Regions from separate parts of the Homo sapiens genome. Here region 2 is linked to region 1. Evidence: chromatin loops called from intact Hi-C (ENCODE). Cell type or tissue: B cell. All regions are shown on one strand. Links, peaks and the distances in the headings refer to the core of each region. The heading gives the core; the rest is flanking DNA.

Region 1 (16,284 bases), core at 2,669-10,668:
CCAGGGAAAGCACCAACTTTCACAATGGTTTTATACGCTGGAACAGCCCCCAGGCCCCTTCCATTGTCCCCCCTCAGGCCCCAGCACACCCCACAGGGCCAAAGAAGAGGTCCTCTAACCGCCCAAGGGGTTCACCTTGCCTCCTGCCTAAACAGAGCCAATTTATCAAGACAGGGGAATTGCAACAGAGAAAGAGTAATTCACGCAGAACCAGCTGTGCGGGAGATCAGAGTTTTAATATTACTCAAATCAGTCTTCTGGAAAACTCAGGGATCAGAGTTTTTAAGGATAATTTGGTGAGTCAGGGGCCAGTGAATCAGGAGTACTGATTGGTTGGCCAGGGGATGAAATCATAGGGAGTCAAAGCTGTTCTCTTCTGCTGAGTCAGTTCCTGGGTGGGGGCCCCAGAACTGGTTGGCAGGTCCAGGTGGGGCCATCCAGTTGTTAGAAATGTAAAAACCTGAAAAGACATCTCAAAAGGCAGATCTTGGGTTCACAATAGTGATGTTACCTTCAAGAGTAACTGGGGAAGTTGCAAATCTTACGACCTCTGGAATAATGGCTGGTAATAGTTAGAATTCTAGCCACTGTCATCTTGACTTCATAGCTGGTGGCCTTTCATTTGTTTTACAAGAACAGTTTAGCCTTTTGGGAAGGGCTATTATATAAACTATACACTAAATTCCTTCTCAAAGCTAGTTCAGCCTATACCCAGGAATGAATAAGGACAGTTTAGAGGTTAGAAGCAAGATGGGGTCAGTTATGTCTGGTATCTTTCACTGTCATAATTTTCTCAGTTATGATTTTTGCAAAGGTGGTTTCAGTCTCTAGAGCAATCCTGTCTCTTATTGCCACACACTGGTGAGGCCAGCATTGTCCTTGGAAGAAACAACTTCCCTAGACATTCCACATCCCGTGCAGGCTGGTTCCAACAGTGACAGTCCTTCAGGTGGCTGAGTAGCCCGCAGAGACAGGGAAGTGAGGCAGGAGAGAAAGCACACTTTTTCCAGTCATAACTGCCTGATTCTTCCTATAATTCCTCAGCTGGCTGTGGGGGCCGCGAAGTGATGTGAGGAAAGCACAGAATGGGCCCTCGGGAATTGCTGGTTCTCTCCCCACTGCTGCCCTACAAGGGGCCCCTGCACAAGGCCCTCAAAGCCTCTGAGCCTCCGTCACCTGTTAAACGAGTTGACAAGTGGCCCTGATGAAACTGCCTTTGCAAAAATTATAACAGAAAATTATGACAGCAAAAGAGATCTGATCTAACCAACCCCCATTTTGTCTTTAACCTCCAAACTTTCCTCCATCATTCCTGGGCATGGGCCAAGCTACCTTTGGGAGACATTTAGTTTACAGTTTAAATGGTAATAGCCCTTCCCCAAAACTAAACTGCCTTTGAAATGAAAGGTGGTTTACTAATGAAAATCTATGAATGAAAGGCCACCAGGTTAAGAGGATGAGAAGAGACTAGATGCTGCTGAGGTGTAGACATAAACGATTACTGGCCATTATTCCAGAGGTCAGAAAATTTGCAACCTCCCCAGTTAATTCTGCAGATCACAGCACTATCACAGAACCTAAGACTGGTCTTTTGAGATCTTTTTCAGACTTACCCACCTGGACAAGTGGCTCAAGACTCAGCCAGCCTGTGGCTCCCCGACCCAGAGGTGGACTCAACACACAAGGACTGTTTTCCGCAGCCCTAGGATTGCATCCCCAACCAATCAGCAACACCCATTCCCCCTGCCTGCCAAAATAACCTTGAAAAACTCTAGCCTCCAAAATTTGGGGGAGGCTGATTTGAGTTATAATATAGCTCTGGTCTCCTGTTTAGCCATCTCTACGTGAATTAAACTCTTTCTCTATTGCAATTCCCCAGTGTTGATCTTCAGCTCTTTCTGGGCAGCAGGCAAAATGAACACACTGGGTGGTGACACCATTACCTCATGTATGAGGGCCACCTTGAAGTGACCTGGCACAACATACAAATGTGTTACATAAAAGAACAACAAGGAATAAAGAAAAGAATTGGTTAGGCAGTGCATTCATTTCCTAGGGCTGCCATAACAAACTGCCACATACCAGGTGACTTAAAAAAACAGAAATCTATTGTCTCACAGCTCTAGAGGCCTAAAGTCTAAGACCACGTTGCCCTCAGAAAGGAGCTGTTCCAGGCCTCCCTACAGGCTTCTGGTAGCCTCAGGCATAGATGCCTCGCTCTTCACAGGGTGTTGCCTCTTCACAGGGTGTTGTCTTCACAACATCTTCCCTGTGTGTGCGTTTGTCTCTGTGTCTAAATTTCCCCTTTTCATAAGGACACTACTCATATTGATTAAGGCCCACCCTAATGAACTTATTTTAACTTGATTATCTTTGTGAAGACCCTATTTCCAAATAAGGTCACGTTCTGAGGTACTGGAGGTTAGGACTTCAACATATCTTTCTGTGGGGACACAGTTCAAGGGTTGGTAAACGTTTCAAGGGTTGGACACAGGAAAGGGTTGGTAAACATTTTCTGGAAAAAGCCAGATAGTAATATTTTAGACTTGTGAGCCACTGTCTCTGTCACAGCTACGCACTTCTGCTGTGGCAGCCTGAAAGCAGCCATAGACAATACATAAATGAATAAGCCTGGCTTGTTCCAATAAAACTTTATTTATAACAATAAGTTGTGGGCTAGATGTGGTTGGCAGGCCATAGTCTGCCAATCCCTAGGTTAGAACACCAATTTTAAAACAAGGAAAAAGAGTTTCTGCAGCCTTTCTGAAAGAGGGGACTCAGTCAGGGAACCAGAGATTCGGAGCAAAATCTGAGTCCCCAGAAGTGCTAAGAGGGGAGTCAAGGAAACTCCTGGGGTTTAAGAACGTGGACTCAAAATGCGGGAGGAAGACAGGGCACCCTGGAGGAGTTCCACAGAAGGCCCTTGGCTTGCCCACAGGCACTAAAGGCTGATCTTACAGCTGAGGAAACTGAGGCACCAAACGATCAAGTGACTTGCCAAAAGACACAGCTAGTAGAGGAAGGATTCCATCCCAATCAATGTGATTCCAGGGGCTGAGCTTGTAACCACTAGCAATTACTCCAGAGGACAAAGAAACAACAGAGGATCAGGCACTGGGAGCTGGGTGTCTCAGGCCGAGTTCTTCAGGGGTTGGAGTCACAAGGGTGGAACACAAGGGGGCCAGGGAGTTAGAAAGGGCCAGTAGAAAGCAGCAGCGTGTCAGTCATTAGAATGTGCGGGCATCAGCCTTGCTGTCTAAACATCATCAGGAGGGTCTTTACCAATACCCCCCACGGAACAAAGCTATAACACCTCTCCCGCAGAAGCAGTGGAGATGGGCGCTCTTACTCTGAGTTAACAAAGGTCTTATGAGTTGTGTTCAACATAAACTAATAAATACATACTCAGGGAATCAGTTCACCAGGATTGTAAAGAAATAAAAATAGAAACAAGGTCAGGTACTAATGGGAAGATGCTAATTGTGCTCTGTCATGGAACCTCACCCTTGTTGGCCTGTCATCTTCACACTTCATTGAAAATCCATTAAAACGATTGTGAGGCCATTAACCCTGACTTTCAGGCAGAAGCTTCCCTTGGGCGCAGTTGTGTGACTAGGGTTCTTTCATTAATATTTAGTGTAATTGCTTGAGAGCCGGATAATTGTGATTACAGACTGCCACTTAAATATGGAAGGGGAGCATGAAGATGGGATCTTTTCTTTGCATCTTTTTTATTTTTAATATGTGTGGAATCATCTCCCTCAGGCAAGATAATATATTAAAACTTGAATTTTTAAAACAAAGAGAGGGCTGATTACTCGGTCTACAAAAGAATTCACCACAGGATTCCTTAAATTGTGAGCTCCCAGAGCAATCAAAATTATTTGATTTACAAAATTTCAATCTGCTGGCATCTTTTCCATATTATGACTCTACCATAAAGGTTATATTTGAAAAAAGAAACACAGCTACTAATGAGTGCCGTAGAGGCTGCTGAGTGGAGAATTAAGGCCTGCATTTATAAACAGGGTGACCAGAAGACATACCTTAAGGACACCTTGAAATTCAGCCTTGATGCCTGGGATAGGACTGTGACTTGCTAGGACATGCAGTCAGACAGATGAACCAAGGGGGACACCAATTAGAGATGAGAGGACCCTGAGACCAGTCTGCAACTTGGAGCAACTGCAAGAAGATGCTCCTTCCAGAGTACAGAGGGGAAAACTGCTGCTCCCAAAAAAGATTCTTCCCCCTCTGTCCCTCAGCCCCATGAAATGGGACAAACTGATCCAGTACCACCTCAGATTTAGGCCTGTTAAAAGCCTGGGAGGATATTAACGACCTTCCCCATAAAACAGTGGCTTTCTCTTCTTATATTTTATCAGCTTCCATTGCTCTGCATTTAAAAGGAGGCACACAAAATTGCAATGCCATCCTCCAAGGTGTGTGGCAACAGCCAAGGTGAGTGGAACAAACGTGAACAATGTTTCTTCTGCTCTCACACCACCAACAACATCAATACAGAAGACTTTTGGCCGGGCTCAGTGGCTCAAGCTTATAATCCCAGCACTTTGGGAGGCCAAGCCAAGCAGATAGCTTGAGGCCAGGAGTTCGAGACCAACCTGGCCAACATGGTAAGAACCCCTTCTCTATTAAAAATACAAAAATGAGCCAGCTGTGGTGGTACACACCTGTAATCCCAGCAACTTGGGTGACTGAGGCATGAGAATTGCTTGAATCCAGGAGGCGGAGGTTGCACCACTGCATTCCAGCCTGGGTGACAGAGCAAGACTCTGTCTCAAAAAACAACAGACTTCTGTGACCAAATACTCGGTGGTTTTACCCCACCAACATGCAAGCAATCAATTCAGCAGCAGACGTGAGCTGCAGGGGTATCTTCCAATTCAATTCGGACACTGTCTACCTGGAGATAGCATCAGATCCCACAGGTTGAGGGCTCAGTCCCACAAGAATGCCTCCCTCTTCCTCCAGACACCAGTCACAGATCCTCAAGCTGGGCTTTCCACATTTCTTTAGGTTTGATTAATTTGCCAGAGTGGCTTACAGAACTCAGGGAAACATGTTTACCAGATTATGAAGGATATTACAAAGAATATAAACAAAGAGAGGCATAGGGCAAGGTATGGGGGAAGAAGCATGGAGCTTCCATACCTTCCCTGAGCACGCCACCCTCCAAGAACCTCCACGTGTTCGGCTATCCGGAAGTTCTCCGAACACTGTCTCTTTGGGTTTTTATGGAAGCTTCATTATGAGGCATGATTGATAAAGCCACTGGCCATTGGTGATCAACTTAAACTTCAGCTCCTCTCCCCTCCCCGGAGATTGCAAGAGCAAGGACGGAGTTTGGAAACCACCGCCCTTGACCTTTGCTGTCCAAAGCAGTAGCCACTAGTCCCATGTGGCTACCCACAATTGCAGTGAGGCTGGTCTGAACTGAGGTGTGCTATAAGTGTAAAATTCATACCAGATTTCAAAAACTTATCAAGAAAAGAATATACAATATCTGGTGAGTAATTTTTACATTGATTACATGTTGAAATGATAATATTTTAGATATATTCGGTTAAATAAATTATATCATTAAAATGAATTTAACATGTTTTTTATTTTTTAATGCGGCAACTAGAAAATTTTAAGTTACTATGTGGCTCATGTTATATTTCTGGGTTTTTTTTGTTTTTTTGTTTTTTTTGGAGATGGAGTCTCATCACCCAGACTGGAGTACAGTGGCACAATCACGGCTCACTGCAGCCTCAACCTCCCAGGCTCAAGTGATCCTCCTGCCTCAGACTCCCGAGTAGCTGGAACTACAGATGTGCACCACTACCGCTGGCTAATTTTTTTATTTTTTGTAGAGACAGGGTCTCGCTATGTTGCCCAGGCTGGTCTTAAACTGCTGGGCTCAAGCAATTCTCCTTCCTTACGCTCCCAAAGTGCTGGGATTACAGGCATGAGCCACCATGCCTGGCCTCAGCCCTGTGTGATATTTCTATGGGACAGTGGTGCTTAAATGATCAACTTCAATGGGAGAATGTGTGTACCTCTACATACAGAGGTAGATATATAGTTTCTGATTATATAAATAAATATAATATATTTGGCTTTGAAAGACCAAATAAACAGGACTTGAACTTTTTTTTCCATGAATGGTAGGAAAGTTATGACTATGAGAACCTTAATGTTTGCTATGAACGGCTTGGGGTGGCTTTACTCACTGTTCCAGACTACAGAGTTGATGCCTGGGTTGACCACTAGAGAGCAGTGGCGTATATAAAATGTGAGCGTTCACACAGCCATTAACTGTGAAGACACTCCGCCCAGCCCACATGCAGAGCCACTACAGGGTCGGCACTAGGTAATGATTAAAACCCATGCTCTTTCCCTCCCTTTTAAGTGCCATATGCCTGGGGAAGAAGAAAAGACTACAGAAAACTGGGTAGAACTAGAGCTGACCCTTAAACTGTGAGGCTCAGACAGCAGCAAAGCAGGAAGGCCATTCTGCGTGAAAAACATCAGATGTTCAAAGGCAAGTGTTCAAAGACCCAGGCGCGGAGTCACGTTTACCTTCCTGGCTCCGAGGCTATCAAAATGCGGGGCCTGAAGCAAGCCACTGGGCCTTGCTTCTGTAAGATGAGGTAGAGCTAGGTGAGCTTTAACATGTCCTCCAACGTCAGCATTGCAGCCATTCCAGAGTGAACCCCGCGGGCCTGCTGTTCCAATAGGTTTAATGGGGGACACAAACACCTTCCAGGCACAATGGTACTGTAAATCCATGCTTTAAGTGCCCCCCACCACTCCAAACACCTAGCAATAATACATAAGATATAAAAATTTTAAAAATGAAAGTCCAAGCCTTGCTCCGGAAGATCAGCATCTTGGCCGGGCGCAGTGGCTCACGCATGTAATCCCATCCCTTTGGGAGGCTGCTGCAGGTGGATCACCTAAGGTCAGGAGTTCGAGACCAGCCTAGGCAATATGGTGAAACCCTGTCTCTACTAAAAATATAAAAATTAGCTGGGCGTGGTGGCAAGTTCATGTACTGCCAGCTGCTCAGGAGGCTGAGGCATGAGAATCGCTTGAGCCCAGGAGGTTGCGGTGAGCCGAGATCACGCCATTGCATTCCAGGAAAAAAAAAAAAAAAAAAGATCAGCATCTCCAAGGATCAGAGAAACACAGAAATACAATTCTACAGCAGAAATGGTGCTATAGGTTCTCCAGGTCACCACTCAGGCAGAGGTGGCCAGGAGCTTTTCTCTTCTCTTGTGGTAAAAGGGGAACTATACATGGCCAGGGGTTCCCAGTCCAGAAACTGGGTGGGGCTTTCACACCCAAGAACCAGGAATATAAAATGCTGGGGCTGAGACTTATACAAAGCTTCTTATCCCAGTTGAAGAGGAACCTTGCCAAAGAGGTCCCCTGGCTCAGTGTTGGGATCAGCAACGTCCCCAAATCATGGCAGTATGGATACCTGAGCTGACAATTGAAAATCTGGTTCTGAATTGGGGGCTGCGAGGACCAAAAAGAAGCTACTGCAAAACCACTAGGTTGAAAGGGAATGAGCATAGAGAGAGACTAAAATTACTAATAATAACTCCCACAAGAGAAAGACTAAAAAGGCAGTCAAAAAATGTAATCTAAAAATGTAATGGTAGGAATTGAATTCACTTCAGAAGAAGTGAAAATGGTAGGGCAATGTGACACTGACTTTTTAAGGAATTGATTATTTATTTAGCAAATATTCTAAGCACCTACCATGTCCTAGACACTGTTTTAGGTGCTCAAGATACAATAATCAACAAAACAAGACTGCTGATATGGTTTGGTTCTGTGTCCCCACCCAAATCTCATCTTGAATTATAATCCTTTATAATCCCCACATGTCAAGGGAGGGACCAGGTGAGAGGTGCTTGGATCATGGGGGTGATTTTCCCATGCTGTTCTCATGATCGTGAGTGAGTTCTCACAAGATCTGATGGTTTTATAAGGCAGTTTTTCCTGCTCTTGCATGCTCTCTCTTCCCTGCCACCATGTAAGATGTGCCTCCTCCCCTTCCACCATGATTGTAAGTTTCCTGAGCCCTCCCCATCCATGCAGAACTGTGAGTCAATTGAACCTCTTTTCTTTATAAATCACCCAGTCTCAGGCAGTTCTTTATACCAGTGTGAAAACAGACTAATACAACTACCTTCTTGAAACTTACATTCTATGGAAGAGACAGAAAATTTTTTAAATTATGTAATATGTCAACTATTAAAAAGTGCTTGAAGAAATGTTTAGGATCCTCAAAGATATAAAGGAATGACTAACAACCATTTATAAAAACATAAACTATGAAACAATAAATAGGCAAACTAAAACAAAAGCAAGTTATAAAAGAGAACCAATTGAAATGAAAAATATAGGTATTAAAATACATAAACTCAGGCCAGCCACAGTGGCTCACTCCTATAATTCTAACATTTTGGGAAGCTGAGACAGGAGGATAGCTTGAGCCCAGGAGTTTGAGACCAGCCTGGGCAACATAGCAAGACCCCGTCTCTACAAATCATTTCAAAATTAGCCAGGCATAGTGGCGTGCACCTGTGGTCCCAGCTACTTGGGAGGCTGAGGTGGGAGAATTGCTTGAGCCTGGGCAATCAAGGCTGCAGTGAGCCATGATCACACCATTGCACTCCAGTCTGGGCAACAGAGTGATACTCAGTCTCAAAAAAAAAATACATAAACTCATAAGTATTGGATAAACTCTATGTTGTCATGGTAGAAGAGAGATCCACTAATTAGGAGGCAGTACTGTAGAAATCACCCATAATGCAACACAAAGAGGGAAAATGTATTTTTTTAAATATGAAAGGGCAGCTAAGAGATACAGAAGATACACTGACGGGCATCAACATACAGCTAATAGGAATTCCAGAAGAAAATAATAAAAGGAATGAGAGAGAAGTGATGTTCAAAGAGATAATATCTGAAGTTTTCCAGTATTAAAGTTAGAATTCACTAGATATGGATACATAGAAACTTGTATTTTCACTGTGATATAGCTAAGTGTCTATATATTACAGTGAAACTGTGAGACATCTCAGGATAAAGAAAAAAAATCTCATTGGGGGAAAAAAAAGATTATCTACAAAAAAAAAGAACACTGATGGGAGGAACATCATCAGAAACAGATGCCAGAAAACATGGGAGGAACTCACAAAGTGCCAAGAGAAAGTTACTATCAATATAGAATTTTATACCTAGCTAAACTGTTACTCATTCAAGAGTGAGAGGAAAATATATATACTTTTCTATAATAATTAAAAGAAATTATAGCCCATGTTCCAGGTAAAAAATTTATGTGGAATGACATCACATTGAAAATTACAAAAGTTTAGAACTAAACTACAAAAGCACTAAATATCTAAGCAATAATGACTATTGCTATGATGTATTGCTTCCAGCTGTGAGCCAGGCATTATATCATATTAGACATTTCCCAACTAGCATATCTCTTAGCCCTCAAAGTCATGTTATTAACTAGTTAGTGTTAACTCCTTTGTAAGAATTAAAAAAGCTTTTGGGAGAACAAGGTAACTATACTCTTATGAACTAAATGTTTGTGTCACTCAAAATTCATATGTTAAAATGCTAACTCCCAATGTGATGGTATTAGGAGGTAAAGCCTTTGGGAGGTAATTAGGCTTAAATGAAGTCATGAATGTTGGTCTTTCATAATGGGGTTAGTACCCTTATAAGAAGAGGAAGAGACTGTAGAGTTTCCTCTCTCTCTCTCTGTCATTTGAGGATACAGCAAGAAGGTGGCTGTCTGCAAGCCAGGAAGAGAGCCCTTACCAGACCTGAACATGTTGGTATCCTGATCTCAGACTTCCATCCTGAAAATTGTGAGAAACAAGTAAATGTCTGTTGCTTTAGCTGCCCAGTTTAGTATTCTCTTATAGCAATCTGAGCTAAGATGCATGCACAAAAATCTGGGTCTATATGAAGATAAGGAGCCAGTGAAGGTACAGATGGAATTTTATTGACACTTGAGAACAATAATAGGGGGCCTGAGCCAGGTACACACAGCTGTTTGACAGGGAGGAGGTGGACAGCATTCTAATTCAGAGGTATTTCATGCTAATGATTACTTTTCTCCTGCTTACCTTTCTCTAAGTCTAGCCCAAGCTTTCCTCATTTGAAATACAGTTGACCCTTAAACAACATGGGGTTGAACTGCTTGGGCCTACTTATATGCAGATTTTCTTCTGCCTCTGCCACTCCAAGACAAGACCAACCCCTTCTCTCCCACCTCCTCAGCCTACTTAATGTAAAGGCTATGAGGGTAAAGACTTTTATGATGATCTACGTCTACCTAATGAATAGTAAATGTATTCTCTCACTTACAACTTTCATAATAACATTTTCCTTTCTCTAGCTTACTTTATTGTATGAATATAGTTATAATACACATACAAATTATGGCCAGGTGTGGTGGCTCATGCCCATAATCCCAGCACTTTGGGAGACCAAGGCAAGTAGATTGTTTGAGCTCCAGAGTTCAAGACCAGCCTCGGCAACATAGTGAAACCCCATGTCCACAAAAAAATTAGCCAGGCATGGTGGCTCACACCTGTGATCCCAGCTACTCAGGAGACTGAGACAGGAGGATCACTTGAGCCCAGGAAGTTGAGGTTTCAGTGAACTGAGATCATGCCACTGTACTCCAGCCTGGGCAACAGAGCAAGATCCCATCTCTAAATAAATAAATAAAACAAATTATGTGTTAATTGACTGTGTTACTAGGGCCTCTGAACAGCCAGGCAAATACTTTAGCAAACCTCAGAGGTGCTGGTCTGATAGGTCCCGGAACTGGCTCCCCCTTCCTTGGAGGAAAATGTACCCCTTCTCTGAAATCAAAAAAGAGCACAGGGTGCTTTTCAGCATAACTAACAACCCCCAGGACTGGAAGAGGGGAGTCTTCTTGCTTCCTAACACTGACAGAATTAAGAGTAATGAGGAGACACTTCATTTCTCACTTGCACAGCCTCATGTGGAAATGAACTGAACAAAGTAAGTTTGCTGTTAAATCTTATTCTCTTGGATCTAGAATGCATTTCTCCTTATCCCCTCTCCTTCTCCCCCTGTCCCTTGCCCCCACTTCTCCACCCCCAGTGTCCTCTAAATCCTGGGCACACCTTCCCCACTCCCAGCCTGCAACCCCAGGCATCTGGCTGGTGATGCACCACACAGCCTCGTCCTTCCCAGCCCAGCTCGTCTGGTGTCCCAGCTGCTCATTTTCTCAGCCACTACCCAGGCTAGCACCCGAGTTTGCAGCAGACCTTGTGTAGACCATCCTGCCCGGGTGACAGCTCTCCCCAGGCCTCCTCACAGAAGATGCAGCTGTCTTCCTGAGTGGCCACGTGTGGACTGCATCATCTTCCGGTGCTCATGACTCCCAGTTGCTTATTACATAAAACCCAGCCTCCTTAGCAGAAGCTTGCGTCTTCTTTCAGCCTCACCTCACCCCTTCCTTCCCCCATCACTGTTTTTCCTGGGCTGTGCTCTCCACCCCACACATGATGCAAGGCCACCAGCGCCCTCCCTCCTCTGATAGCTGGCTTCAAACTCTGACCCCAACCCGCTCCCTGCCTCTCCTTTGCGACCCCCTCATGGCTCCTCTGATATCCCCTCCAGCGCCCCCTACACCCAACATCTAGGTCCTCGGAGCTCTCCAGAAGCATGGACCATCTGCCTCACTCTTCTCCATGCCCCTTAATTCCATTGTCAGTCCCTAATAGGAAACAGAAACTGAAAGAACCATGACTGTGCCCAGCTTGCCACAGGCCTCAGCCCACTGTGCCCAGTACCTCCCCGGTACCCAGGAGAGAAAGCTAGCAGATTCTGGCTAGCAGAAACTGCTTGTCCAATGCGGCCCAGAGCCCAGGCCCTGCTTCCCAATGACAGTCTGCTGCTCAAATATCCACCTGGAAATACTCGTGACAGTGAGCCACAAAGATCTGGGGACCCCTACAACCTTCTAGGGAAGTTCTTTCCTTCATTGCCAGACCACTTGCTAAATGCCAGGCCCTGCACAGAGCACAGAGGCGCAAAGCTAGAAAGACAGAGCCGGCCTTCACGGGACCCCCAAGGCAGCAGGGTGGACCAGCAGGTATACAGCTGTGACTGCATGGTGGGAGGAAAGTGGCCTTTGGGAAATTGGCTTTCAGGAGGCCAGAGGCCTGCTCCCCAGTGGGAGGTTGTGGGGGTCTGTCCCACAGACCCTGACCCAACGATGGATGAATAACGTACAGTGACACAGATATTCTGCTTGTCAGTCCAGTTAAGGGTCTGGGCCCCTCACAAACACCAAGGAAGGTGCTGTAAAGAGTAGCAGCCGTGGCCTCAACTAGCTGGTCCTGCCAGCATTTATCCAGCACACATTAAATGACAAAGGCTTTGAGTCAACACACCTATGGGTAATTAATCTGGTTGCCCTCCCCCAAAGACAGCCATCCTGCCCACGAATGGTCAAAGGTTAGTCTTAGGACCACATGTGTAAACATGCTATTTAGATAAACTCCCTTATATGCCTTTGTATCTGCGCCCTAAGCTCTTAGGCTCCTGAAAAGAGAATCTGGCTGCCTTCAGCCAAACTATCTGAAGCTATGCAGAACTCCCCAGCCTTCCAAGAAGATTTGTGTCTATATCCTATAACTCCATCTAAAATTTTTTCCACCAGCCTGACTGAACTCCCACATGAGGTGCCACAGAAAATGAGAACTGGGACGAGAGGAAAACAAGCCTGTTGCTCCCAACCCCTTTACACAGGGAGGCCCACTTATTCTCATAGTTCGGAGCCAAGCATCTCAGGGCACCCACTGGAAAAGGAAACTAGAAAGAGCTTCCACCTCGAGGGCTTACAGCCAAATTGACACGGAAGTCCTCAAAGGACCACACCTTCCCTCCAAGGAGCAAGGTCTCTGAGCCAAAGACCAGCCCCACCCATTCCTGCCTGACAGTCTTCGGAAGTCACCCAACCTCCTCAGCCTCCACTGATCTACAGCAGGAGGCTGCGGGACTGCATCTCAGGGTCTTAAGTGAGAGCAAAGTACGCATTTGGTAAACAGCAGCTAATGGCCCCTGTGGATGTGTGGTTGTGCGGGTGTTGTGGTTGCTGCTGTTGTGGCTTGTGTGGTTGCTGCAGTTCTGGTAGTTACTGCACTTGTGGTGTGTGGTCAAATGGCTGTGGTTGTTGCAGCTATGGTTGTTGTGTGGTTTGTGGCAGTTGTGGTTGTGAGTTTGCGTGGTTGTTGCAGGTATTCTGGTTCCTTCATCACAGATGGAGGAGGAGGCCAGCCACTGGGGAGGGGTGGCCTCTGAACACCTGGCACCAACTCATCACACAGCAGCGCCAGGCTGTGCCCAGACAAGCAAAGAAAGGGGAGGGCAGAGAAAGGAAATTCTCTTCAGATGAGTGTATGTCAGAAAGGAAGCCCCACAGCCCTCTCTGTGGCCATGGGTGACTCCCTCGCACTGCTGTGTAGGCCTCTTATCTGGAGCTGAAGCGAAGTCCAAGTGCTTGAAAACCTGAAGGTGCTCCTGCTTGCAGCACCTCTGTTCCCAGGAACATGCTCCTGTGCAGGAACCCATTATGGGCACCACCAAAAATAGACCCTGCCCCATCCCATCCCACTGTCCTGAGATGCCCAAGCAAGCCCAGCAGGTAAACTGATAGCCCCAGGGTGTGGGGACAATGGCCTTGGATCACACCAAAGGCCCAAGTGCAGGGTCCAGCCTGCTGACCACCTCCTTGACCCTGGACCCCAGAATCAGAATAAGACAAGGTGGGCTGGCACAGCCCTCCAGTAGGCAGGACCTGGGCATCTCCTGGCTCACCTTCACCCACCATTCATGCAAGAGCCCTATGAGTGGATCAGAGCCATGGTGAGGCCACACAGTGTAGCCAGCACAGCAGGCGGAGACCTTCTGCCCCTGGTACCCAGGCTGGAATTTTACAACTGCCTTAGGGAACTCAGGTCCTAAGCAACATATCCCCCTCCCCTGCACCCTGCTCCTAATCATACGTTTATTGAATTTTTAAAAAATATATAGATAATATTTCATGTGACCCAGTAGTCATATGCACAGAAGGAAATACAGTGAAATATCCCCTTCCCATAGTTTCTCTTAATCACCCAGAGATAGTTTATGAAAATACAAACAAATATGCCCAGGTATACATACAAAAGAACATGATGTAGTAATGAGAGTAAAAATTCTGAAGCCAGACTGCCTGAGTTCAAGACGTAGCACTGTCCCTCACCAGTTAGTATGTGACCTTGGACAGCTTCTCTGTGCCCCAGTTACCCTCATCCACAGAACAGGACATAATTGTGGTACCTACCTCACAAGGGAGGTTCAACACTATATATCAGCTCTCACTGTCACATATGTTCTTTCCCATTCTACAGAAATGATAGCACACTTTTGCACACACTGTTCTGCACCTTATTTTTTCACTGTGAAGTGTATCTGGGAGGTTATTCCCATATCAGTACATAAAGAACTTCCTTCGAGGGCCGGGCAAGGTGGCTCACGCCTGTAATCCCAATGCTTTGGGAGGCCGAGGTGGGTGGATCATGAGGTCAGGAGTTCGAGACCAGCCTGGCCAACATGGTGAAACCCCATCTCTACTAAAAAAATACAAAAATTAGCTACTCGGGAGGCTGAGGCAGGAGAATAGCTTGAATACAGGAGGTGGAGGTTGCAGTGAGCTAAGATCATGCCATTGCACTCCAGCCTGGGACAGAGTGAGACTCCATCTCAAAACAAAACAAAACAAAACTTCCTTTTTTTTTTTTTACTTGCATTAAAGATGAACTAATCTTAATTTTTTTAGAGCTGCATAGTATTACATTGCCTCAACATACAAGAACTGATTTAGTTGCTGCTTTTCTGATAGACATTTAAAAGGTTTCCAGTCTTTTACTCTTTCAAACAATGTTGCAGTGAATAACTTGGTACATACTTCATTTTGTCCAAAAGTGACTAGGATAAATTGCTAGGAGTAGAAAGCTAAACAACAGGTGTGTACATTTGTCATTTTTGTCACCTATATAGGCTGTATAGATTTAGTGTCCCGTCGGCAACGTATAAGAGTTTCTGTTCTTCATACCTTCACCAACAGTATATAAACAAATTTTTAATCTTTTGTCAATTTGTTAAGTAAAAAATGATAAATGCTATCTCTGTTGTTTTATTTTACTATTTCTCTTACTATGAGTAATGTGAAGCAGCTTTGTATATGTTCATAAAACACTTGTGTTCCTTTTTCTACGAACTCTCTGTTCATACCTTTTGCAAATGTTCTTACTGTATAGTATGTCATTTTTCTTGTTGATGAAGAGAAGGTCATTATGCATTAGGAATATTAGCATAATTTTTCTGGTTTGACATTACTCTTCTGAACTGACTTTTGTTCTTTTTCCCATGCATAATTTTAATGCAATAGAAGTTATTGTTTTTTTCTCTATGGCTTCTGTTTTTAGTGTCATACTTTGGAAGTTCTTCCCTGTTCCAACATGGTCATTAGATCCTTTTTTACTCTCCCAAACTTGTTTCTATCATTTTGAAACATTTAAATCACTGACTTCTCCTGGTATGTATCCTAATATAAGAAGTGAGATCTGAATCCAACTTAATTTTTTTCCAGATGGCTACCCAGTTGTCTCAACACCATTTATTGAATAATTCATTTCTTTTCCTGAATGATTTGAAATGCCATCATTATCAGAAGCTAAACTCCCAATAAGTTTTGGTTTATTTCTGGACGTCTTATCTCATTCCAACTCCAAGATGTCCTACACTATTTTATTTATTGTAGGTTTATAATATGCATTACAGTATATCTTGTAGGGCTCATTTCCCATTGATTTTCATTGCTTCTTTTTTCATATGAACTGTTAGGTTTCTTGGGATTTCTTTTAATTTATAGGTTAACTAAGGCAAAACTGATATTGACTATGATGTTGAGTCAGTTTTTGGCAAATTATATTTTCCCAGAAAAGTATCCAATATGTCAGGCTTTACAAAGTTGAAACTGACCACCCTCAGTTTCAATAATTTGCCAGGACTCACATAACTCACTAAAAGCTGTTACATTGTGGTTAATGGTTTATTATAGACAAAGGATACAGATTAAAATCAGGCAAGAGAAGAGGCACTTAGGGCAGACTCCAGGAAAGTTCCAAGCACAATGCTTCCAGTTGCCCTCGCCCTGCG
Region 2 (16,583 bases), core at 3,125-11,124, 300 kb after region 1:
GTCGGGTTACCCTCAAAGGAAAGCCCATCAGACTAACAGCGGATCTCTCGGCAGAAACCCTACAAGCCAGAAGAGAGTGGGGGCCAATATTCAACATTCTTAAAGAAAAGAATTTTCAACCCAGAATTTCATATCCAGCCAAACTAAGCTTCATAAGTGAAGGAGAAATAAAATACTTTATAGACAAGCAAATGCTGAGAGATTTTGTCACCACCAGGCCTGCCCTAAAAGAGCTCCTGAAGGAAGCGCTAAACATGGAAAGGAACAACCGGTACCAGCCGCTGCAAAATCATGCCAAAATGTAAAGACCATCGAGACTAGGAAGAAACTGCATCAACTAATGAGCAAAATCACCAGCTAACATCATAATGACAGGATCAAATTCACACATAACAATATTAACTTTAAATGTAAATGGACTAAATTCTGCAATTAAAAGACACAGACTGGCAAGTTGGATAAAGAGTCAAGACCCATCAGTGTGCTGTATTCAGGAAACCCATCTCACGTGCAGAGACACACATAGGCTCAAAATAAAAGGATGGAGGAAGATCTACCAAGCCAATGGAAAACAAAAAAAGGCAGGGGTTGCAATCCTAGTCTCTGATAAAACAGACTTTAAACCAACAAAGATCAAAAGAGACAAAGAAGGCCATTACATAATGGTAAAGGGATCAATTCAACAAGAAGAGCTAACTATCCTAAATATTTATGCACCCAATACAGGAGCACCCAGATTCATAAAGCAAGTCCTCAGTGACCTACAAAGAGACTTAGACTCCCACACATTAATAATGGGAGACTTTAACACCCCACTGTCAACATTAGACAGATCAACGAGACAGAAAGTCAACAAGGATACCCAGGAATTGAACTCAGCTCTGCACCAAGCAGACCTAATAGACATCTACAGAACTCTCCACCCCAAATCAACAGAGTATACATTTTTTTCAGCACCACACCACACCTATTCCAAAATTGACCACATAGTTGGAAGTAAAGCTCTCCTCAGCAAATGTAAAAGAACAGAAATTATAACAAACTATCTCTCAGACCACAGTGCAATCAAACTAGAACTCAGGATTAAGAATCTCACTCAAAGCCGCTCAACTCCATGGAAACTGAACAACCTGCTCCTGAATGACTACTGGGTACATAACGAAATGAAGGCAGAAATAAAGATGTTCTTTGAAACCAACGAGAACAAAGACACCACATACCAGAATCTCTGGGACGCATTCAAAGCAGCGTGTAGAGGGAAATTTATAGCACTAAATGCCTACAAGAGAAAGCAGGAAAGATCCAAAATTGACACCCTAACATCACAATTAAAAGAACTAGAAAAGCAAGAGCAAACACATTCAAAAGCTAGCAGAAGGCAAGAAATAACTAAAATCAGAGCAGAACTGAAGGAAATAGAGACACAAAAAACCCTTCAAAAAATCAATGAATCCAGGAGCTGGTTTTTTGAAAGGATCAACAAAATTGATAGACCGCTAGCAAGACTAATAAAGAAAAAAAGAGAGAAGAATCAAATAGACACAATAAAAAATGATAAAGGGGATATCACCACCGATCCCACAGAAATACAAACTACCATCAGAGAATACTACAAACACCTCTACGCAAATAAACTAGAAAATCTAGAAGAAATGGATACATTCCTCGACACATACTCTCTCCCAAGACTAAACCAGGAAGAAGTTGAATCTCTGAATAGACCAATAACAGGCTCTGAAATTGTGGCAATAATCAATAGTTTACCAACCAAAAAGAGTCCAGGACCAGATGGATTCACAGCCGAATTCTACCAGAGGTACAAGGAGGAGCTGGTACCATTCCTTCTGAAACTATTCCAATCAATAGAAAAAGAGGGAATCCTCCCTAACTCATTTTATGAGGCCAGCATCATTCTGATACCAAAGCCGGGCAGAGACACAACCAAAAAAGAGAATTTTAGACCAATATCCTTGATGAACATTGATGCAAAAATCCTCAATAAAATACTGGCCAACCGAATCCAGCAGCACATCAAAAAGCTTATCCACCATGATCAAGTGGGCTTCATCCCTGGGATGCAAGGCTGGTTCAATATACGCAAATCAATAAATGTAATCCAGCATATAAACAGAGCCAAAGACAAAAACCACATGATTATCTCAATAGATGCAGAAAAAGCCTTTGACAAAATTCAACAACCCTTCATGCTAAAAACTCTCAATAAATTAGGTATTGATGGGACGTATTTCAAAATAATAAGAGCTATCTATGACAAACCCACAGCCAATATCATACTGAATGGGCAAAAACTGGAAGCATTCCCTTTGAAAACTGGCACAAGACAGGGATGCCCTCTCTCACCGCTCCTATTCAACATAGTGTTGGAAGTTCTGGCCAGGGCAATCAGGCAGGAGAAGGAAATAAAGGGTATTCAATTAGGAAAAGAGGAAGTCAAATTGTCCCTGTTTGCAGACGACATGATTGTTTATCTAGAAAACCCCATCGTCTCAGCCCAAAATCTCCTTAAGCTGATAAGCAACTTCAGCAAAGTCTCAGGATACAAAATCAATGTGCAAAAATCACAAGCATTCTTACACACCAACAACAGACAAACAGAGAGCCAAATCATGAGTGAACTCCCATTCACAATTGCTTCAAAGAGAATAAAATACCTAGGAATCCAACTTACAAGGGATGTGAAGGACATCTTCAAGGAGAACTACAAACCACTGCTCAAGGAAATAAAAGAGGACACAAACAAATGGAAGAACATTCCATGCTCATGGGTAGGAAGAATCAATATCGTGAAAATGGCCATACTGCCCAAGGTAATTTACAGATTCAATGCCATCCCCATCAAGCTACCAATGACTTTCTTCACAGAATTGGAAAAAACTACTTTAAAGTTCATATGGAACCAAAAAAGAGCCCGCATCGCCAAGTCAATCCTAAGCCAAAAGAACAAAGCTGGAGGCATCACACTACCTGACTTCAAACTATACTACAAGGCTACAGTAACCAAAACAGCATGGTACTGGTACCAAAACAGAGATATAGATCAATGGAACAGAACAGAGCCCTCAGAAATAATGCCACATATCTACAACTATCTGATCTTTGACAAACCTGAGAAAAACAAGCAATGGGGAAAGGATTCCCTATTTAATAAATGGTGCTGGGAAAACTGGCTAGCCATATGTAGAAAGCTGAAACTGGATCCCTTCCTTACACCTTATACAAAAATCAATTCAAGATGGATTAAAGATTTAAACGTTAGACCTAAAACCATAAAAACCCTAGAAGAAAACCTAGGCATTACCATTCAGGACATAGGCGTGGGCAAGGACTTCATGTCCAAAACACCAAAAGTAATGGCAACAAAAGCCAAAATTGACAAATGGGATCTAATTAAACTCAAGAGCTTCTGCACAGCAAAAGAAACTACCATCAGAGTGAACAGGCAACCTACAACATGGGAGAAAATTTTCGCAACCTACTCATCTGACAAAGGGCTAATATCCAGAATCTACAATGAACTCAAACAAATTTACAAGAAAAAAACAAACAACCCCATCAAAAAGTGGGCGAAGGACATGAACAGACACTTCTCAAAAGAAGACATTTATGCAGCCAAAAAACACATGAAGAAATGCTCATCATCACTGGCCATCAGAGAAATGCAAATCAAAACCACTATGAGATATCATCTCACACCAGTTAGAATGGCAATCATTAAAAACTCAGGAAACAACAGGTGCTGGAGAGGATGTGGAGAAATAGGAACACTTTTACACTGTTGGTGGGACTGTAAACTAGTTCAACCATTGTGGAAGTCAGTGTGGCGATTCCTCAGGGATCTAGAACTAGAAATACCATTTGACCCAGCCATCCCATTACTGGGTATATACCCAAAGGATTATAAATCATGCTGCTCTAAAGACACATGCACACGTATGTTTATTGCGGCACTATTCACAATAGCAAAGACTTGGAACCAACCCAAATGTCCAACAATGATAGACTGGATTAAGAAAATGTGGCACATATACACCATGGAATACTATGCAGCCATAAAAAATGATGAGTTCATGTCCTTTGTAGGGACATGGATGAAATTGGAAACCATCATTCTCAGTAAACTATCGCAAGAACAAAAAACCAAACACCGCATATTCTCACTCATAGGTGGGAATGGAACAATGAGATCACATGGACACAGGAAGGGGAATATCACACTCTGGGGACTGTGGTGGGGTCGGGGGAGGGGGGAGGGATAGCATTGGGAGATATACCTAATGCTAGATGACACGTTAGTGGGTGCAGCGCACCAGCATGGCACATGTATACATATGTAACTAACCTGCACAATGTGCACATGTACCCTAAAACTTAGAGTATAATAAAAAAAAAAAAATTAAAAAAAAAAAATAAACTAATATGTGTATAGTGTTATATCTTGATTACTCAATTTTAGATATTATTCACTGACTGATGATTATGATAAATTTAATGAGGATTATTATGAGGATTTTAACACATTCACATGGCTCACTGTTCCCTCTCCTTCCTCGCAATATAGTGATAATGCAATTTTTGGGTAAATCCACATTCACTTTATTATTAGGCTTAACTGAAGAACTGCAATTTCATGTGCCTTTCAGAGTCAGTCTTAAGCTATTCACCATGACCAATGTGGAAACTGGTGTCACCAAAAATGTGGAAGTCTTTCAGGAGGAATACACTTATCTTTGAGGTCAAGAGACACAGAAAAATTAAGTGTGAATATAAAGATGACAAAAATTGTTCCTGGACCTGGGATGTGGTGCTTAATATTATGCATTCCTAAGAACTGATTTTAAGAACTGTTAATCCCTAAGAACTGATTTTAAGGTTCATATACCTGTGTTCTAAATTTTTAATGAAGCTCCACTGGATTCCACACTTTTCAAGCTGGATGAATTTTATTCCAACTATCTGCCTTTTGTTTTAGTTTTTTGTTTTTGTTTTTTTTTTTAAGACAGGGTCTTGCTCCATCGCCCAGGCTGGAGTACAGTGGCATGAACATAGCCCACTGCAGTCTTGAACTCCAGGGCTCAAGTGATCCTCCTGCCTCAGCATCCCGAGTAGCTGGGGCTACAGGCGTGTGCCACCATATCCAGTTATTTTTATTTCATTTTATTTTAGTAGAGTCAGTGTCTCACACTATGATGCCTAGGCTGGTCTGGAACTCAAGCAATTCTTCTGTCCTGGCCTCCCAAAGTGCTGGGATTACAGGTGTGAGCCACCACGTCTGGCCAGTATTTTTTAAAATTAAAGGAATGTGGTGATCCAGCAGAACATCTTTCTTATAAGTTTGCAAATTATAATGTAGGAAAGTATTTATTTTGTTTTTTAGAGTCATGAAAATATGTAACAGCAAAGAAACTAAGTGAAAAATTATATTCACTAATTTTATTACCTAGAAATCACTATGTTAGAACTATGTAAAAGCGGGAATGGATCAACATTTATATAAAGATACAAACAATTTATCTAAGCAATTATCATAATAAGAAACAAATGTTTTGGGAGGCCGAGGCAGGCGGATCATGAGGTCAGGAGACTGAGACCATCCTGGCTAACACGGTGAAACCCCGTCTCTACTAAAACTACAAAAAATTAACCGGACGTGGTGGCGGGCGCCTGTAGTCCTAGCTACTTGGGAGGCTGAGGTAGGAGAATGGTGTGAACCTGGGAGGTGGAGCTGGCAGTGAGCCGAGATCGTGCCACTGCACTCTAGCCTGGGTGACAGAGCAAGACTCTGTCTCAAAAAAAAAAAAAAAGAAACAAATGTTTTATAGCTCTCAGAGGGCAAGAACAATGTAAACAGAAATAAAACACACATATTTGGTGAGCACAAAAGGGCCATTTTTAACTGAGCTCCTATCTACTCTCTGATTATTAATTTTCTTTTCAAATTAGATTTATAAAAATATGTCTAATATCTTGGTCATATATTCTAATTTCTCACATTGGGGGTATTGCTATAGTTTAGGTAAAAAAGATCACTGTCAACAACTCTCCCCTTTTCCCCTTTATTTGTTCATCTGAAGTTACTCTACATATCATTCTTTGAATTCACCATTCCTCACACCTGAAAATGGCCTTCCCTACTTACCAATTGAATATTACACATCCATACACTTTTCCAAATACAATTTTAAGGTTCTAGTGACATGCTGATAGAGTAGAAAATGTTAGTGACCTAATCTACACTTCCCTCTCCATCACAGAATTTTAGACTGGGAAAAGATCAAGAGATAATCTAGTTTAACATACTTACCTCATAAACAAGAATCCACTATAGTCTGGTTGCAGACAATTATATAGCTAGTTAGTGAAAGAGCTGGGATTAGAATTTACATTCACATTCAGGATTACCAGTTCATTGTTTAATTTCTTTCAAGGTCTAATCATGGTATTTATCCTTTACTAAAATATCTGAGTACAGATATTTTTGATTTTTTGACTTTTTAATTCAGCCCCTCTTGTCTTTTTATTAATACATAGAAAAAATCCTAAAATAATTCCTAAAGAATTATTCCTAAAGAATTATCTATGTTTTCTGATTGAAATGGCACTTGATTTTAACAAATATTAGATGAAATAAATGAAAGGAGAAGTCTTCTTGATGCAATCAAGCAGAGTCAGCCACTCCTTCTCCTTTGTCTTTTCATGACACTTTTCATTTAGTCAAGTATTTATTCATTCATCCCAGAAACATTAAGTCTACTATAGACCAGTAATTATGCTTGGAAGTGAAGAATATGGACACCTAAGCACATTATTATAATACAGTGTGATAACTGCTATAATGGTAGTTTATATAGGGTAAAAAAAGATTAAGATGAATAGCTGACTATGCTAGGAAAAATAAAGAAAGGCTTCTTGGAGAAAGTAACACTTAAACTGACTTTTAAAGAGGAGGAACAGGTGTTTACAAAGCAGACGAGAGAGAGTGTTTCAGACTGAGGGCATTCCATGTTCAAAAACAAATCATAAACTACAGTAAGTTATTTATTCTTCCATTCCAGTCTTTATCGCATTGTATTGCAATTTGTTTACTTATCTGAACATAGTTTATGGCTTTCCTTGAGAATGAGAATTTTACTTTGTTTTGATTTCCTATAGTACCTAGCATATAGTAAACATCTAATATATTTTTGCTGACCGAATGAATTAGTATTTTTGTTAATTATTTTTCTAATTATATTAGAGTAATATAATTAGAGGTTGGGTCTGTACTGCAACAGGATTAGCTAGTGGTATACCTAAGTTTGTTCTTTTAAACAAACACACTCTTTATACATACTTTTTGGGGGTATACAATCTCTTCCCGGAGGAAAGTGTTCTCTCCAGCATTCTTATCGAAGAGACCCCAGTCCATCTTGAGATCCCAGATGAGGGTATAGCAGGAACTGATGATATAAAAGACAATCCACAGGTAAAAGAACACCATAGTGTCCGAGTGACCTCGTTCTGAAGAAAGAAGAGGGAAAGAGAAAAGAGAAAATTACTACATTTAAGTAAAATTTTTCATTAATAACACTAATTAAAACAGATTCTTAAAATAGCTCCATAAGAAAGCAAAGCTTTAAACAGATCGTAGGAAGATCACTGTCTAACAAAGGTTAAATAATAAATATGATTTCCCTGAGGTCCAAAGCAATCATCAAACATTTATTGAATACATAACACTTACACAAATGTATAAAAGTTTTGGAGGCTCTATGCTGAATACATAAAAATCTGTATAATTGCAATGAAGGCGTCGAATGTTACAAAAGATGCAATTTTAACTTTTGCCATCAGGTGGCAGCCTAGTGCAAAATATGAAAAAGATTCCTGAAACACTACTAACAAGGAATGTGCATTTGCTTCAAGAAATTCTTGGATTGTTTTTACTTTAGAACATTTCCTTCATACACTTAGATGTTGTCCATACTTATCATGATGGCAACCAGATAATCCTAAGTCTAGATAAAATGCCCGAAAACAACAGAGTGATAAGGATTTTACCCTTAAGGATATGTATGAAAGCAAATTTCTCTCAAGTCACAAAGCAAAGTATGATATTTTAGCTTTTCTTAGAGGGTGTTTATTGATACAAAGGCCTAATTTGCTGGGAACACTATAAAGTAACCTTTGGCTTTATGCTGAAAATACTTATTATAAGGCACACTAAATGAGAATAATGATTCACAAATATAGTTATACAATTTAATCATTTCTGCTTCATATACTATCTAATGAAATTCTTCTTTGGTAAGCTCTAGAGTCCATTGTGAAATGTCTCTAGGTGTGCTATAGGTATATAACTACTAATATGGTTCTGCATCACCAGGAAAAAAAGGCGTACAAATCTAATTCAAAAAAGTTTAAATTTTGGTCAGTTTCTCAAAGATATAGAAAGTGAAGGATATATCATGCATCGTTCATAATTTTTTTCTGTTAAAATAAGCAAGTGTTCATTAACCACTTTTAGGTTATATTAATGTGTTAATAAGTACAGTATGATTTAAAGGCACCCCTTAGAAGTTTATAATCTAGAGAGTGAAACATTCATTCATTATAAATTGATAAATTTGAGCTCAAAATGAAGTATAAACAAAGGGCTATGAGAGCACCAAGGCAAATGGGAATGTTTCCAACAGTAGGAAGTAAGAGAAAGCAGCATTTGAGTTAGTTCTAGAAGGATAAATAAATAGTATTGCAAAAGTCAGGCAGATAAGGTGAGGTCATTCGAGGCTGAAGGAAGATACTGAGAAGGCAGATAATGAGAAGGTGGGGGGAAGTACAGGTGTGTTTGAGAAGCTACAAGTTACCTACATCTAGTGTAGGTGACATATAGAAGATGTGAGAGAAATGGTATGATTTAAAATGAGGCTGAAAAAGACTCATCTGGGTCTGACTGTGGAACGCCTTCGTGGGCTTTAGGATCAGATCTGTATTTTAGAAAAACAACTGGTTGGCAAATTACTTGCAATCAATTAGTTAAAAAAAAAATAGTTGCCTTGGAGCTTCAGTGTTGTGTGAACATCAGTTCTCATCAGCTTATGAGAGGCCAATTGTTAAATTTTCAGAAACTCTGGAAGCTGGTTGTCAAACTCAGTCATTATTAAAAATTAACTTACATAACTTTATAAATAGCTATATTAAAACAAAGGTAACACATACTCAAAATTCATTACTTTTTAATTTTATTAATTTTTGCTTTTATTCTCGAGGTTGGATGTATTTATTGTACTTGCATGATGGAAATACTGTATAATGCTGTGCTACTGTACATCTTTTCCTCACTCCACATTCAGTGTTATCATCTTAGTAGCTTGAAATTGGCTATAGTGGAAGTATTTACACCGTGGAAATCAGCAAACACTAGGAATCAATGCTCCTTATCCCCACTCCCACCCAAGAGCTGGTTTCTTGAACATATACTAGCACATCACTGTTTAGCTGCTTCTCTTAGAAAGGCAGTGGTAGGGAAAGAAATTGGTATTTCTTTAAATGGTCCACATGTGATTCTCATGAATAGCCCAGCTCTGATATAATCACATTTTCACATTTAAACTATTTCCACAAAAATTTTTCTTCATTAAAAACAAATTGAGCTGAATATTTATACTACAACATTATGTCATAAATTATCAACTTAAAATGCCTAAAAAATTATTTACTTACTATCTAGGTATAGTTCGTGTGTTCTGACATGTATTTATTTCATTCTATGTGCAGATATAGGGTCTAGCTGAGAAGTGTCATTCAATAATTCACATCATGGCTACATTAAAAAAGATACTACAATTCATCTACTAAGGTTCACAAAGAATAAAGCAAATTTGGCAACTTAGTAAAATTCACTCCTCATATTTTCAAAACAAGATCCACACAGAGATAAAAAGGCAAGGAACTTATTTATATTTACAACACTTAAAAAAACTGAATGTAAGGTATGTGCCAGGTATTTTACAAATATTGTCTCATTTAATTTTCCTAATAATAAGCTATTGTTTTGTCTGCTAGTAAAAGGACATGAGAATAGAGTAATAGATACATTTAGTAGGAGATAACAAAATGAGTATTTCTCAAGTGAGTATAGGTGATATGGAGTCTTATTACAGAAAGCTGATTTTCTTTCTTTCTTTACTAATTACTGAAGAAATAATCAAGTGTAAATTATTACATAAAAGGAGATTGTGAAGAGGAGTAAAAATGTTACATGAAAAAGGAATTAATAATGAAACTAAAAGCAATGTGCTAATTTTCTGGTATTTCTCCTAGATTTTAAATGTAAATCTTATCCTTAGAGTGTAATTCTTACAGTGGTACAATGGATCTGGTGTTTCTCTCTTGCAAGCCCATGTTATTTCTTTTTTTTTTTTTTAGTCACATCCTGCTCATTTTGACAAACGCAGAGTCATGTACCCATCACTACAATCAAGTTACAGACCATCTCCATAACTCCAAAGAATTCCCACACACTCCATTGTAGCCCCACGGACAACCACCAGTCTGTGTTCTCTTCTGGTAGTTTTGCCTTTTTGAGACAGTCACATAAAATGGAACCACTTAGTATATAGCATTTTGAGTTTGGTTGTTTTCACTTAACATAATATATTAAAGATTTATCCATGTTGTTGCATGTATCAGTGGCTTATTTCTTTTTCTTGCTAAATAGTATTACTTTGTAAGGATGTATACAAATTGTTTATCCATTTACTTGCTGATGAACATACAGACTGTTTTCAGTTTTTGACAATTCCAAAAAAGTCACTTTACAAATATTCATACACAAGACTTTATGTAATATGTTTTCATTTCCCTTGGATAGGAGTGAGACTGTTGGGTTGTATGGTAAGTGGATGTTTAACTTTATGAAAATCTTTCAAACTGTTTTAAAGAGTTATTGTACCATTTTGCATTTTCACCAGCAATGTAAGAGAAATTTAGTTCCTCCTCTTCTTCAACAGTATTTGATACTGTCATTAAAAAAAATTTAGCTACTCTAATAGACATTTTGTAGTATCTAGTTGTGATATTAATCTTTACTCCTCTGATGACTAGTGATGTCAGGCATCTTTTTATGTGTTTAATTGTCATATGTGTATCTTTTCTGGTGATGGATTTGGTAAAATATTTGGCCAAAAATTTTGAGGGGGAATTTCTTGTCTTATTATTATTGCATTGTCTGAAATTTTAAAATTTATTCTGTATTCCAGTTCTCTTTCTGATAGGTTTCCTGCAAATATTTTCTGTTAATGTGTGGCTTGTCTTTTCATTTTCCAAACAACATTTTTGAATGTATTTATTCACAACTTTAAAATTTTGATTAAGACAATTTTGATTAAAAACCATTTAAAAGTATCTTTCTTTTCTGAATCACACTCTAATTTTTTATATTAGAAGTCCATATCATTTCTATGCAATTTCTATGAAACATACATGAGGACTTACTGCCTTTTAAATAAATATTCTTACAGAATATTTCAGAGTAAGTAATATTTTATCTGATGAACTTCTTCAAACAATGATTAGCACACACTTGGTCTACAAATGCTACATTTTGGTCTCATTTTAATTACTACCATTATTTGATCTTTCCCATCTCTCAAGTGAAGAATGCCTCTCTCCCTGAAATCATCTGCCTTCATTGGTATTCAGGAGATGTCCTGGAAAGATATTATCACTTTAGGCAAGCAATTACATCTTATTCTCTCTTGGCTAACCCTGGTAGCACACTTTAGTGATATTCAGAATCACAGAAAATCAAGTCATTGCTATTCTACTCTAAGCTTCTATCCAGTATATGCCTGCCACATTCGCAGCATAATTCATATTGGACATATTTATGGCAATGGTATCCATGAATTTAAAACAAATAAAAATAAAAATAAATTTCTTACAGTTTTGTACCCATAGCCATTGTGTGAATGATTAAAAAAGAAAAAAGGAAAAGGACTAAAATACTAAAGGGACAATGTGGGAATGATTTTTTAAAAAGAGAGAAGGAAAAGTACTAAAGAGAGAAATCAGAAAAATTACATATGGAAATCAACTTGAATCATGTTTCAGGGTGGATATTTCAAAAATGAAAAATGTGGCACCACGTGAAAAGAGAACTGGTTTGAAATAAAATAAGAAAACACAACAGACTGGACCTAGTTTTCAAAGCCCAAACCTATAAAGGTAAACTGAATTATGACTGAGTTTAGGATCTAGCAAATCCTGGATCTATTTCTATTACCAAAAAAAAGAAAAATCAAACCTTTGAATTGTCAGATTAATACTGTCCTCCAAAAAATGAACAAATATAGATATTCCCCGATCTTTAGTGTGTTTTAGTTACATGTGAGATCACATATATTAATCCCTCAGGTGATTATCATCTTTATCCTTAGGGCAGACAAGACAGACATTATTATTCCCATTTTATAGTTAAGGAAACTGAAGTTGAGGGAGATAGTTAATAAATGGAAAGATAACTAGATTTAAAGTTAGGAGACCTGGGTTTGAATATAGACTGCCTCTTCCAAGCTTTGTGGTTACAGAAAATTCACATTCTTAAAATGATTGAGACAAAAAAGGAACTCATAGGGCCTAAGGCTAAATGGGGGAACCAGAATGAGGAATCCTCATCTAAGGAACATTTTGTACTAGACAGCATTGCTTCTCTAAGTCCATCTCAACTTTAAAACGAAAAAAGTAGTTTCATAAAACCATGAAGTAACATTACAAAATTTCTAACATAGTGTGGGAAAATAGAATTTAAAAGTTATTACACATATTATTGCTTATTTCATACTGTATATAAAATTATGTTTATGGGAAAAAAACAGAAGTGGTTATCTCAGATGAGGGAAGTAAGATTAAGGAAGAAAGTGGGCTGAGGAAAATAATTGTTATTAGGGTGGTTATACAAATGATTTAAGTAAGACTTTAATTTTGCTATATTTTTTGTTTGTTTTTGTTTTGAGATGGAGTTTCACTCTTGTTGCCCACACTGGAGTGCAATGGTGCAATCTAGGCTCACCGCAACCTCCACCTCCTGGTTCAAGCGATTCTCCTGCCTCAGCTTCCTGAGTAGCTGGGACTGCAGGCATGCGCCACCACGCCCGGCTAATTTTGTATTTTTAGTAGAGACAGGGTTTCTCCATGTTGGCCAGGCTGGTCTCAAACTCCCAACCTCAGGTGATCTGCCTGCCTCGGCCTATCAAAGTGCTGGGATTACAGGTGTGAGCCACCACACCCGGCCACTATATTGTTTTTATAATAAAAATAGTACATAGGAATTCCTTTACTAATTCAAGAACTGTTTACTACTGAGTATATACTATAACCTGCATTATTTATTGTATAACTAGAATACTAAAGACTAACTCCAAAAAAACATCTGCTTGCTTGTATATTCAGCAAACAAATACTGAATGTCTACTGGGTAACCTAACTAGGTACATTCTAGGGAATGAGAATATACTGAAGAACTACTAAGGGCCAAGTCTAAAAGAGGAGAGAGAATTTAGTCAAAAACACAATGTATAGGTACAGTTCTGGAACTGTGCATAGAAAAGGAATCAATAAGCCAGGAGGGGAAATAGCCAGGAAAATCTTCCTGAAGGAGGTACTACTTGAGCTGAATCATGAAAGGACTTGAGTTAAACAAGTTTATGGGGCAGAGAGAACCATTTCAAGCAGAATAGAAACCATTCATTCAATAAAGAGTACCTGCACATGCCAGATATTATTCTAGGTACCAGGTACACAACAGTGAATCTTATTTACTAATGGTCAGACAAATTTCCTGCCTCAGTAAAGCCTCCTATTTCGTAGGGGTAGACAATGATCAGATATATAAGTAAAGATGATGATTTCACACAGTGAAAAATACCATGAAGAAAACAGAACAGGATGATAAGACAAAATTCCTTCAGACAGTATTCAGGCAGAAACAGCGTTCAGGCAGAGAAGGTTTCTTAAGTTGGGACTTGGGTACTGACAAGGAACCAGCCACATTTTCATGTGAAGGTGGAGAAAGAGTATATGTAATAATAAAATTTCTAGTAACCATATTCAAAAAGGTGGAAACAGGTAAAATTAATAATATATTTTATGTAATCTATACCTAAAATGTTATCACTTTTACATTTAATATATAGTCAAAATAAAATTGATATCCTTCACAGTTTTTTGTTTCAAACTAAGTCTTCAAGATCCAGTTTGTATGTTATACTTACGGCACATTTCGATTTAGATTAGGCACACTTCAAATGCTCAACAGACTGATGTAGCTGGTAGTTAAATTATGCAACAGTGCAGCTCTAGGTATCTTTGGGGAGATGAGTTTGAGGTGTAAAGATTGAAAGCAGTGTATTAATATGGCTGTGGCAACAGCCCAGTGAGAAACAATGAGGACTAGAATTGAGTATAAGTTTAAGGAACAGAGAGGTAAGGCAAAAATTAAGAAATACTTGGGAACTAAAATTGGCAGGACTTGGTAAATTTTGAAGGTGAGATGAAGGATACAGTCAAAAATAACTCCTAGTTTTTAACCTGGGTGAGTGGCATGGTGCCATAAACTAGGTTAGAGAACATGGGGCTTGAAGCATGCTTAGGAAAAAAAATGAGTTTATTTTTTGACGTGTTGACTTTAAGGTACTTACGAAACATCGAGGTGGAGGAAGCCCAGAAAACAACTGGAAAAAACTAAAAAGCTTCAGATACAGACTGGGGAGTCACACAGACAGTGGTTGCAACCATCAAAATAATTTAGAAGCTCTTTCTATGAAAAGGACAGGCTACAATGAGAGATAAGTCTTCCATCTATAAGGGGAATCACACTGTGTTTGACTACACTTGGTTGAGTTTATTTCCAGTTTTTTTTTTTAATACCAAAGACTCAAAGAGATGAGAACTCTCTGAAATGTTACAGAGCTTCTCTTTATCTCTTAAAAAATTTAAATTCTAATTCTATGTTTGTTTACATTTCAAGGTTTCTAAATATGTGTTAATTACTATAGAGTTATTGTGGTTATAGGAATGGAGACAGTAAGAATAAGAATAGATAGATTACTGTTTTGAGATGCAGGATAGAGAAAAGGAAAAAAGACTAGACCAGATGGCTTAATGAGGTAAGGGAAATCTTTTTAGAGTAGGGGACTCTTAAGCATGTACATAGGCTAGAAGGAAGGAGCCAGTAATGACAAACAGTTTGAAGATTTGGGAAAAACAAGGGACAACTGCCAGAGCTAGATCCTGGGACAAGGGGAAATGAGAGCAGTGCACAGGAGGAAGGACACCTTGTTACTTTAGACTGGGGAAAATACAGTAAAAAGGGGTTTAGATTAAATAAGCATGTAGGGAGAAGGTAGCTGAAGGAAAATGATTCCTGATAGCCTCAATTTTCTTAAGCTAGTAGGAGACAAGGTGGTCTGTAAGAATAAAGAGGAAAAGGCTGAGTTAGGAGCTGAGAAAAGCAATGAAAGTTATAGTAAAACCGTCCCCCCTCCCCCCACTTTTTTTTTTTTTTTGAGACACAGTCTCACTCTGTCGCCAGGCTGGAGAGCAGTGGCATGATCTCGGCTCATTGCAACCTCTACCTCCTGGGTTAAGTGATTCTTCTGCCTCAGCCTCCCAAATAGCTGGGACTACAGGCACACACCACCACACCCGGCTAATTTTTGTATTTTTAGTAGAGACGAGGTTTCACCATGTTGGCCAGGCTGGTCTCGATCTCCTGACCTCATAATCTGCCCTCCTGGGCCTCCCAAAGTGCTGGGATTACAGGTGTGAGCCACTGTGCCCAGCTGTAAAAACCCCTTTTCAAGTTAACATTTTTGAGATAAAAAATTTAATAATATGTTAACAAAGGACAAAATACATTAAAGTTTAGAAAAAAGTTAATCTCTCCTTCCTATGACATTCTTTTCACAAAACATTTTGCTTGTGCTTATACTGTCTTTCATTCTGTATATACACAATTTTTTTCTTTCCTGTAATATTGTATTCTATCTAGCATTGTGAAAAGAATTTAACTTTAGAGTAGAGCAAATTGAATATATATTTGTCTTTTCCATTAAATTGTAATGTCTTTCACAGAAAGATCTCACATCAGCATTTTTCTAGGGCCCATGTACCATGCTGGACATAGTAGGGGCTTAATTAATATTTGCCAAACTGAATTGAGGCTATGTTTCACTCATTTTTGTATTTTCTGCACAATGCTTTACCTTCCAACAAATACTTGGGAAAGGCAACATAGTCTCTGGGCAGCCTACACATATAATGTGTCCCTGAAAACACCTATTAAGTTTGTAGCTCCTAGGCCCTCCAGGCAAAATGAAATGGACAGCTGTGGCAAACAGAAAACTTTAAAACCAGATTCTAAGGCTTTGACAAAGGCAGGAGGTCAGTCACACCTCCACATTCCCTTATCTCATTATCAGCCGCCAAGACTTTCTTTCCTATAATTAAACAGAAACCAGTCCCTAAAAACAATGTGTGCAAGATTTCTTCCCCAACCTCAACAGACCATCTGACACTGTGGCCAA

The links. Hi-C counts contacts between places; a loop is a spot of excess contacts. Peaks named below come from ENCODE experiments on the same cell type or tissue, not always from the same donor. Only the 100,000 strongest peaks of a DNase experiment are listed, where the experiment ranks them.
Region 2: it touches region 1 in a loop (7-fold over the local background); 6 of 110 quality-filtered maps call a loop at or near these places.

Annotation. Positions count from the first base shown.
Region 1 is chr1:181,156,758-181,173,041 of GRCh38, reverse strand. No RefSeq gene overlaps it. Among named protein-coding and RNA genes, the nearest start is that of LINC01732, 9.6 kb to the left of the region's middle. RefSeq lists silencers at 6,181-6,250, 6,261-6,310, 12,395-12,689 and an enhancer at 13,278-13,397. In B cell, for the core only: CTCF peaks have their summits at 6,060 and 6,268 (motif pointing right); a DNase peak (open chromatin) is centred at 6,301; H3K27me3 peaks cover 235 bases.
Region 2 is chr1:180,854,643-180,871,225 of GRCh38, reverse strand. XPR1 (xenotropic and polytropic retrovirus receptor 1) reads right to left here. Exons shown (of 15, transcript NM_004736.4): 12 at 7,352-7,518. LOC124904464 (a long non-coding RNA gene) reads left to right here. Exons shown (of 2, transcript XR_007066760.1): 2 at 10,426-16,583. Among named protein-coding and RNA genes, the nearest start is that of LINC02816, 44 kb to the left of the region's middle. In B cell, for the core only: CTCF peaks have their summits at 7,643 and 7,844 (motif pointing right); a DNase peak (open chromatin) is centred at 7,845.